Linked DNA regions of Homo sapiens: regions 1 and 2 are each linked to region 3. Evidence: read pairs that join two places in POLR2A ChIA-PET (ENCODE). Cell type or tissue: Panc1. All regions are shown on one strand. Region 1 has its middle 81 kb from the start of SCAF8. Region 2 has its middle 100 kb from the start of CNKSR3. Region 3 has its middle 44 kb from the start of CNKSR3.

The links. Peaks named below come from ENCODE experiments on the same cell type or tissue, not always from the same donor. Only the 100,000 strongest peaks of a DNase experiment are listed, where the experiment ranks them.
Region 1: POLR2A ChIA-PET joins it to region 3 with 11 read pairs; 3 of 35 experiments call an interaction of 5 or more read pairs at or near these places.
Region 2: POLR2A ChIA-PET joins it to region 3 with 12 read pairs; 3 of 35 experiments call an interaction of 5 or more read pairs at or near these places.

The regions. Positions count from the first base shown.
Region 1 is chr6:154,651,471-154,653,970 of GRCh38, forward strand. No RefSeq gene overlaps it. Among named protein-coding and RNA genes, the nearest start is that of SCAF8, 81 kb to the right of the region's middle. In Panc1, no CTCF peak of the experiment used is centred here; no DNase peak of the experiment used is centred here.
Region 2 is chr6:154,612,050-154,614,549 of GRCh38, forward strand. No RefSeq gene overlaps it. Among named protein-coding and RNA genes, the nearest start is that of CNKSR3, 100 kb to the left of the region's middle. In Panc1, no CTCF peak of the experiment used is centred here; no DNase peak of the experiment used is centred here; H3K27ac peaks cover 381 bases.
Region 3 is chr6:154,553,789-154,556,288 of GRCh38, forward strand. No RefSeq gene overlaps it. Among named protein-coding and RNA genes, the nearest start is that of CNKSR3, 44 kb to the left of the region's middle. In Panc1, no CTCF peak of the experiment used is centred here; a DNase peak (open chromatin) is centred at 1,383; H3K4me3 peaks cover 197 bases; H3K27ac peaks cover 2,033 bases.

The sequences.
Region 1 (2,500 bases), 98 kb after region 3:
ATTTGGGTGGGGACACAGCCAAACCATATCACCTCCATATACCGCATTTTAAAAATTGATTTAAACTTAGATTGATCCCATATCTTGGCTATTGTGAATAGTGCTACAATGAACATGGGAATACAGCTATCACTTCAACACACTGATTTCATTTATTTTGCATACATACTCAGTAGGGGGATTGCTAGATCATCATTCTATTTTTAAGGTAATTATAATTTTGAGGAATCTCCATACTGCTTTCCATAATGGCTATACTAATTTACCTCCCCATTAACAGTGTACAAGGGTTCCCTTTTCTCCATATCCTCTCTAACACTTGTTATCTTCTGTCTTTTTTATTATACCTGTTCTAACAGGTAAGAGATGATATCTCATTGTGGTTTCAATTCACATTGCTCTGATGATTAGTGATGTTGAGCATTTTTCTGTGTACGTATTGGTCATTCGTATATCTTCTTTTAAGAAATGTCTATTCAGATGCTTTGCCCTTCTTTTAATTGGGTTATTTGTTTTCCTACCATTGAGTTGTTTGAGTTCCTTATATAGTTTGGATATTGACCCCTCATCACATGTATGCTTTTCAAATGTTTTTGACCATTCTGTAGGTTGTCTCTTCACTCTTGATAGTTTCCTTGGCTGTGCAGAAGCTTTTTAGTTTGATTACAAGCTAAATTACAATCCCAGTGGTCTACATTTGGTTTTGTTACCTGTGCTTCTGGGGAGTCATATCCAAAAAAAATTATTGGCCAGACCAATGTCATGGAGCTTTTCTCCTGTGTTTTCTTCTACTAGTTTTACAGTTTCAGGTCTTACAGTTAGGACTTTAATCCATTTTGAGTTAATTTTTGTATATGGTGTGAGACAAAGGGCTAATTTAGTTTTTCTGCCTCTGGATATCCAGTTGTTCCAACACCATTTGTTGAAGAGACTATCCTTTCCCCATTGTGTGTTCTTGTCACCTTTGTCAAAAATCAATTGACCATAAACGTGTGGATTAGGAAATGTTAATAACAGTTGCTTTGCCTCACTCTGAGGCTTGTCAGTTTCTAAAGTGATGTTACATCTTAAAAAAAAAAAAAACAGTTAAACAGTTGAGTGACTTTATTAGAGGGATCACTTGTTTATGGATATTTGTTGTGAGGCAACACAGATTATAGTATCTTACGGTTTTTTTGAGTCAAATTGTTTTTGACGCTGGTCTACAGTTTCTGCTTTTTATTTTCTCTTTTTAATTTTCCTCATCTCTATTTAGAGAATCAGAAACTAGTCGATACAACTTATAGGAGATGTCAGGTCAAGGCAAAATTGTAAGCTTCATTCTCTCTCCTCCAGACATCTCTCTCTTCCTCTGGGTGCCTTTTTTTTTTTTTTTTTTTCTGTGACAGGGTCTCTGTCGTGCAGGCTGAAGTGCAATGGCACAGTCATAAATCACTACAGCCATGATCTCACATGGCCAAGCAATCCTCCCACCTCAGCCTCCAGAGTAGCTGAGACTACAAGCAGGTGCCCCTGCACCTGGCTTTTTTTTTTTAAAGAGATGGAGTCTCACTGTGTTGTCCAGGCTGACCTCAAACTTCTGCTGGGCTCAAGCAATCCCCTTGCCTTGGCCTCCTGAACTTCTGGTATTACAAGCATGAGTGAGCCACCATGTCCAGCCCCTTCCTTTTCTTTGATTCTAATTGAGGTGCCTGAAGTCAACTGACATTTGTTATTTTCTCTACAGTCCTTTATATCTTTACACCTCAGGATGTGGCTTTCTGTATTTATCAACTTGCCAGTCAACTGGCCTGATAAAATCATGTATGCTAATAAAGGCCTGACCTGTCACCTGTGGGGCCTTCTGCCTCCACCTATATCACTAATCAAGAATCAAATGGTTCTGGTTTGGGAACAGATAAGGAGGAAGAACAGTACTTTGGGAAAGGGGAGCCTGAATCACATTCTGCAAACTGCTACCTTCACAGTCCAGAAGCAGGTGACTGTAGCAATAGCCAAAAGCCCTGGCCAGGCCAGCACAACACAGGAGCTGGAAGCATGGCCCAGCCCTGGGAACCAGAGCAGGGGGCAGAAGAATAGCCCCAGCAACTCTGAACACAGAAAAGAAAAACACTGCTTCTCATTTCTTTCTCTCGGAGCTAGAAAATGCATGTTTGGTGTCTGCTTGCCAAAAGAAGCTTTTGGAATTTATGTTGCTAGTCTCGAGTTTTGAAGTCTCAAAGGATGTGACAGGAATGTTACATGGATTGAGTGCATGTGTGTGTTTGATTTTAAGATGATAACTGTGGGCTCGTTAAGACTTTCTGGTTTTGTGATGTGTAATCCTATTGTCATTTTTGTTTGGTTTTGATTTTTAATAGGTTTTGATTTTTAATTGGTAATGATTTTTAGTAGATTTTTAATTGGTTTTGATTTAAAAGTGGAGGAGAGCCTGGGTAGGAGGGAGATTCAGGGAAAGGAAATCAAAACAATCCTGGAAACTCCCCTAATGTTCAAGGAT
Region 2 (2,500 bases), 58 kb after region 3:
TGCTATTTTATGCAAACCCAGAAATGTCTACAAATAAGGAGATTAATGGCTTTATATGTCTCATCAGGTAACCAAATTCCCGTTAGACAATAGGCCCAAAGCAGAGATAGAAGAGAAGAAAAAATAACCAATCAATTACACTTCAGAGGTAACCTTGGTAGGAACTGGTGACAGATTGAATTAGTGTGGGGTTGGATGGGGTGGTTTGGGAGCAGATGAAGGAAGAAAGAAGAGCTAAAAATAGCTCTCAGAGTTTTATTTCGGGGAACTGTGCGATTTTTTGCCCCAGCTTCTCCAATATTTACATATGTAAATATTTAATAAAATTAAAATTTGCGTATGCTTACATAATACTTTTAAACTGCGGCTTGGTTGTTTGGTCTTCTTATTGAGATTCTTAAGCAACCCCATGGTATTCTACCCAGAAATTTTCTTCCTCCTACCAGCAAAGTACCAAGGATAGTAAGGACTTGGTATAAATGGTTGATGAATGAATGAGCACCAACCTAGATACATATAATACATAATTTTCCGAGCCCTCAGATGAAAAATATAAATGTGCAAACTTCTACTCTTAAACAATGAATCACCTTTTAAGTATGTATTGAAATTATTTTCATAAGGGGGCACCCCTCACCCTCCAGTCCAAGAACAATAGTACTAAACCCACTTTAAGAAACACCCATCACTTAACTGTGCCTTTTTTGAAGTAGGGTGTGTCCATTTAATTAGTTTTAATTTAAAGACCAATTAACAAGGTTTCAACATAGAACAACATAATAAAAATCGATTTTTTTATTTCCTGAACTACTGAATCATCTCTGATGATTCTGACTGGATCTGAATTTATTTGTACAATACAATTTTATTCCAAAGTGTTTACGAAAACCACATTTTAGTTCTTTCCCTACTTGGTTCCACACCCTTCTGTGTTTTAGCCCATTAACCTCAATAAACCTGCTCAGTTTGCCATTTGATTTCAGTCAGATGCCTTATTCCATTTTTTCTGTCCTGCAACCATAATGTGACGACAATCTGGGTACAATTGCAGAATCCCACGCTACGCCACAGGACATGGTGTGGCCATTCACGTGCCTTAACAGTTCAGAAACATTTGCTCAGAACATGAAGAGCCAGGATGAGACCTTAGCCCATGTTCAACGACGTGCCTTCTCCAACCCTCCATGTGGCGGATCCTGCAGTGTCAGAGAGGGCTTGTCATTTCCTGATCACCTTGTGCACGTCATGCTTTTGTGCTTTTCCTCATGCTCTTCCCTTCATCTGGTTTGTTTTTCCCTCCTTCCTCTTTCCTTCTTTCAAGGTACAGTTCAAATGACGCTTGCTATGGGAAGTCTTCTCCGGTGCCTCTGGCCTGGTTTAGCCACTCACTTCCCATAGCTCCTGCTCACAGCTCTTAGGAGTTTCACAGTCCTTTAGCTCATGACTCATTAGGCTGTGGGCTGCTTTTAGCCATAACGTCATATGTGTAATCAGCCCTTCATAATTATTGCTTCAATGGAATTGACACCCAACCAGATAGTAGGAGAGATAAGCTCAAACCTCCTGACTCAGCACATGTGCACAAGTTTCCCAAATCCCTAGTCCACATTAGATCTTTTTCCTTGTCAATAAGAAAAAGCTTCTCTTAAGAATTATTAAACTTCCAATTCACCTTCTCAGAGTGGATAATAAGAAAGCTTTTATGGTGGGGTGGCAGGGTGGGGAATAGATATGAGATCCACAACAATGAGTGGGGTATGTAGGTGTCTCCAAATACTTCCTACTTGGCATAGGTCTAGCCCTTTATCCAAGCACACTAACTTACTTTGTGAACAAATGCTATGAGATCTATCACAGTCCCAGGAATATAGTGTGTCTGAACTCATCTCTGAGCCTTTGCTTACTTTACTCCCTCAATCCGGACTGTCCGTCAGCCATTCCTTCACTTCTCCCTTTAAGACCAAGTTCATATGGCTTTCCTTCCAGCTTCCTCAACCAGAATCAGAAATGTTAGCACTGGAACTTCTACTCTATTGCTCACACCCTTAATTACCAAATGAGGGACTGAGGCCAGTGAAGTTAGGTGACTTGTCTAGGACCACATAGCTGCCCTGGAATTCAAATCGAGTGGCTTGCAATCCTACCTTCTTTTAATCATATCCACTTCAATCTTGACTCACTTTGTTTCTCTCAACTCAATATCTGGATAGAGTTGTTTCATGTGGATAGATGTGTCATTTCCACCATTTGGTAAAACATCCGGGCACAGGATTATGGGTGGATATGATGCAGTGAAAGACACATGGCATCTGGAGTTAAACAAACCCAGACTCAAGAGCATCCCACGGTCTAACTGTGTGACCTCGGGAGAGTTATGCAAACTTCTGAGCCTCTATTTCCTCATCAGTAAAATAGTAAAACACAAGTGGGGCCAGTGAAGTGCCAGGAGGTTGGACAAGCTATCAGAACCTCAAAACGACGTGCTGCGTGGACAAGGGCA
Region 3 (2,500 bases):
TCCCAGCTACTCTCAAGGCTGAGGCAGGAGAATCGCTTAAACCGGGGAGGTGGAGGCTGCAGTGAGCTGAGATGGCACCACTGCACTCCAGCCTGGGCAACAGAGCAAGACTCCATCTAAAAGAAAAAAACAGTGTATTGACACCCTTATCCCGAATGTGATAGTATTTGGAGGTGGGGCCTTTGGGAGGTAATTAAGTTTAGATTTCGTTATCAAAGTGGAGCTCCTTGATGGGATTAGTGCCCTTCTACAAAGAGGAAGACAGTGATCACCTTTCCATGAGCACACACAGAGAAGAGTCCGTGTAAGGACACCGCAAGGAGGGTGGCTGTCTACCGGCCAGGAAGCCGGCCCTCACTAGAAACCGAATTTGCTAGCAGCTTGATCTTAGACTTATGAGCCTCTAGAATTGTGAGAAATAAGTATCTGTTGTTCAAGCCGCCCAGTCTATGATATTTTGTTATAGCAGCACAAGTGGACTAAAACGTTAGGCAATGATCCAGTTGCACTACGAATATCATCTCATTAATTCAGAACTAAATCTATGAGGTCGCTGGCATTATTTAAGAGTGAAGAAATGGAAGCCCTAAGAGGTAAGTAACTTGCCTGGGCAATTCAGAAATTCCATCACAGAGCCAAGATTCAGATCCTCATCTCTCCATTCCCAGGAGCAGTTGTTTTCCCATTATCTTAACGTCTCTGGAAAGAGAGTACTGTGCAATTTATTTTTTAAAGGTGCAAATCCGTATGTTTTGAAACTTCCCAAATGGTTCCATTTCATGCCCAATGCCATAGAGCCAGTTAACAGTGAGTCAGGATTAGCTCTGGGGTTCTGCCTCCCCTTCGAGTTTCTTCCCTGCGCCCTGACCTTACTTTACTGAGCAAAGTGCACATGGGAAACAGCAGTACTGCATTTTTTGTGATCCACGGAGGGTCAATGTTTTAACTTCACAGCCACAGGTCCACCTGCAGAGCCCTCCTCCTCACTCCCATGCTATCTCTGCAGAGGCTTTGGGGAGCTACGCTTCAGCCCCACCCTTTGTCCCACAAGCACCACATTCAGTGGTCTCTACAGTGTCATCCGGAGCTAAAGGATGGGGGAAATGTGGACAATCACAGATCTTCTCTGCACTGGTTCAGATAAAGGCTATTTTTAGTCCAATTCTGTGAGGCACAGTTTTCAGATTTTGAAGATGATTTGTATTTAATTCAATTTAAGCCTGACTTCTTGTCTTTCTCATGGTGAAAGACACAGGATGACTTTTCCCATTATTAAAGATGCAGCGTACAGGATATACACGGCCAAATGCCCAGGCAAAGTCAAGATGATGTCATTCCTGTGTTCAACTTAACCATGCCCTAGCCTAAGGGGAGTGACTCCTTTTACTCATAAAACATCACAGCTTGGTGCCCGGGTTAAGCTACGCTACGTGATATGATTTCATATTTGAGCCATGGCATCTCTAATGCATTAGGCTTTTGCTAGCTTAAGCTTCTTAATGGTGTGTGTTGTTGGTATAAACAAATGCCAACCTCACCACGGCAATGTCAAATTCCTCAGATGCCTCAGCACAATTAAGAGAACAAAGTTGCTGTAAAGTAATTACACAGTATGGATTAATGTGTAATCCTGAAGAGCAATAACACCCATAGCAAGCATGAGCTCTGTTTTATTACTGAGCGAGAGAGAAGGCTGGTGGGTGGGGTGGGGGTGGGGGGGAATTCCAAAGCACAAGCATTCATTCACCTTTCTGCACAGGCCTAGCTGACACAGGACTGTTTTGGTAACTGAGTGTAATCTAACATTCCTGAATTCTTCAGGCATAGCTGGGGCACCCTGGGAAACCCATCCCACCCCTAGGCCTGGCACTACCCAAAAAGTGTTCTCCTGGAACCTGAGAGGGGAGGTGCATGTCCTTATAAAATTTCTTCTAGGGTTTAAACTGGCAGTTCCTATAATTATCATTATTTTCTGGGAAAGAGACAAGATTTTGTTACTTGTCTTTCTTTCATACGAGCAGAAACTGCTCTATAAGTAGTTTGTTTTGTTTTGTTTTGTTTTTATTGAGAGAGGGGTTTCACCATATTGCCCAGGCTGGCCTCAAACTCCTGAGCTCAAGCAATCCACCCAATACCCACCTTGGTATTCCAAACGTGCTGGGATTACAGGCGTGCACAACTGTGCCCAGCCTATATAAATATTCTGACCACGTATATAGTCAGCAAAACAGAGTTTTAAAATTTATAATTAATCTTCAGATTTAAATGTTTTCTACTTTTTACTGCTATGTAAGGATTCTATGAAGGACATCAAATAAAAAACATTCTCCACGTTTAAAAGTGGGTTTACAAAGGCATGTAAATCATTCTATTATAAAGATACTTGCACATGTATGTTTATTGCACCACTATTCACAATAGCAAAGACATGGAATCAACCTAAATGACCATCAATCATAGACTGGAAAAGAAAATGTGGTCCATATACACCATGGAATAC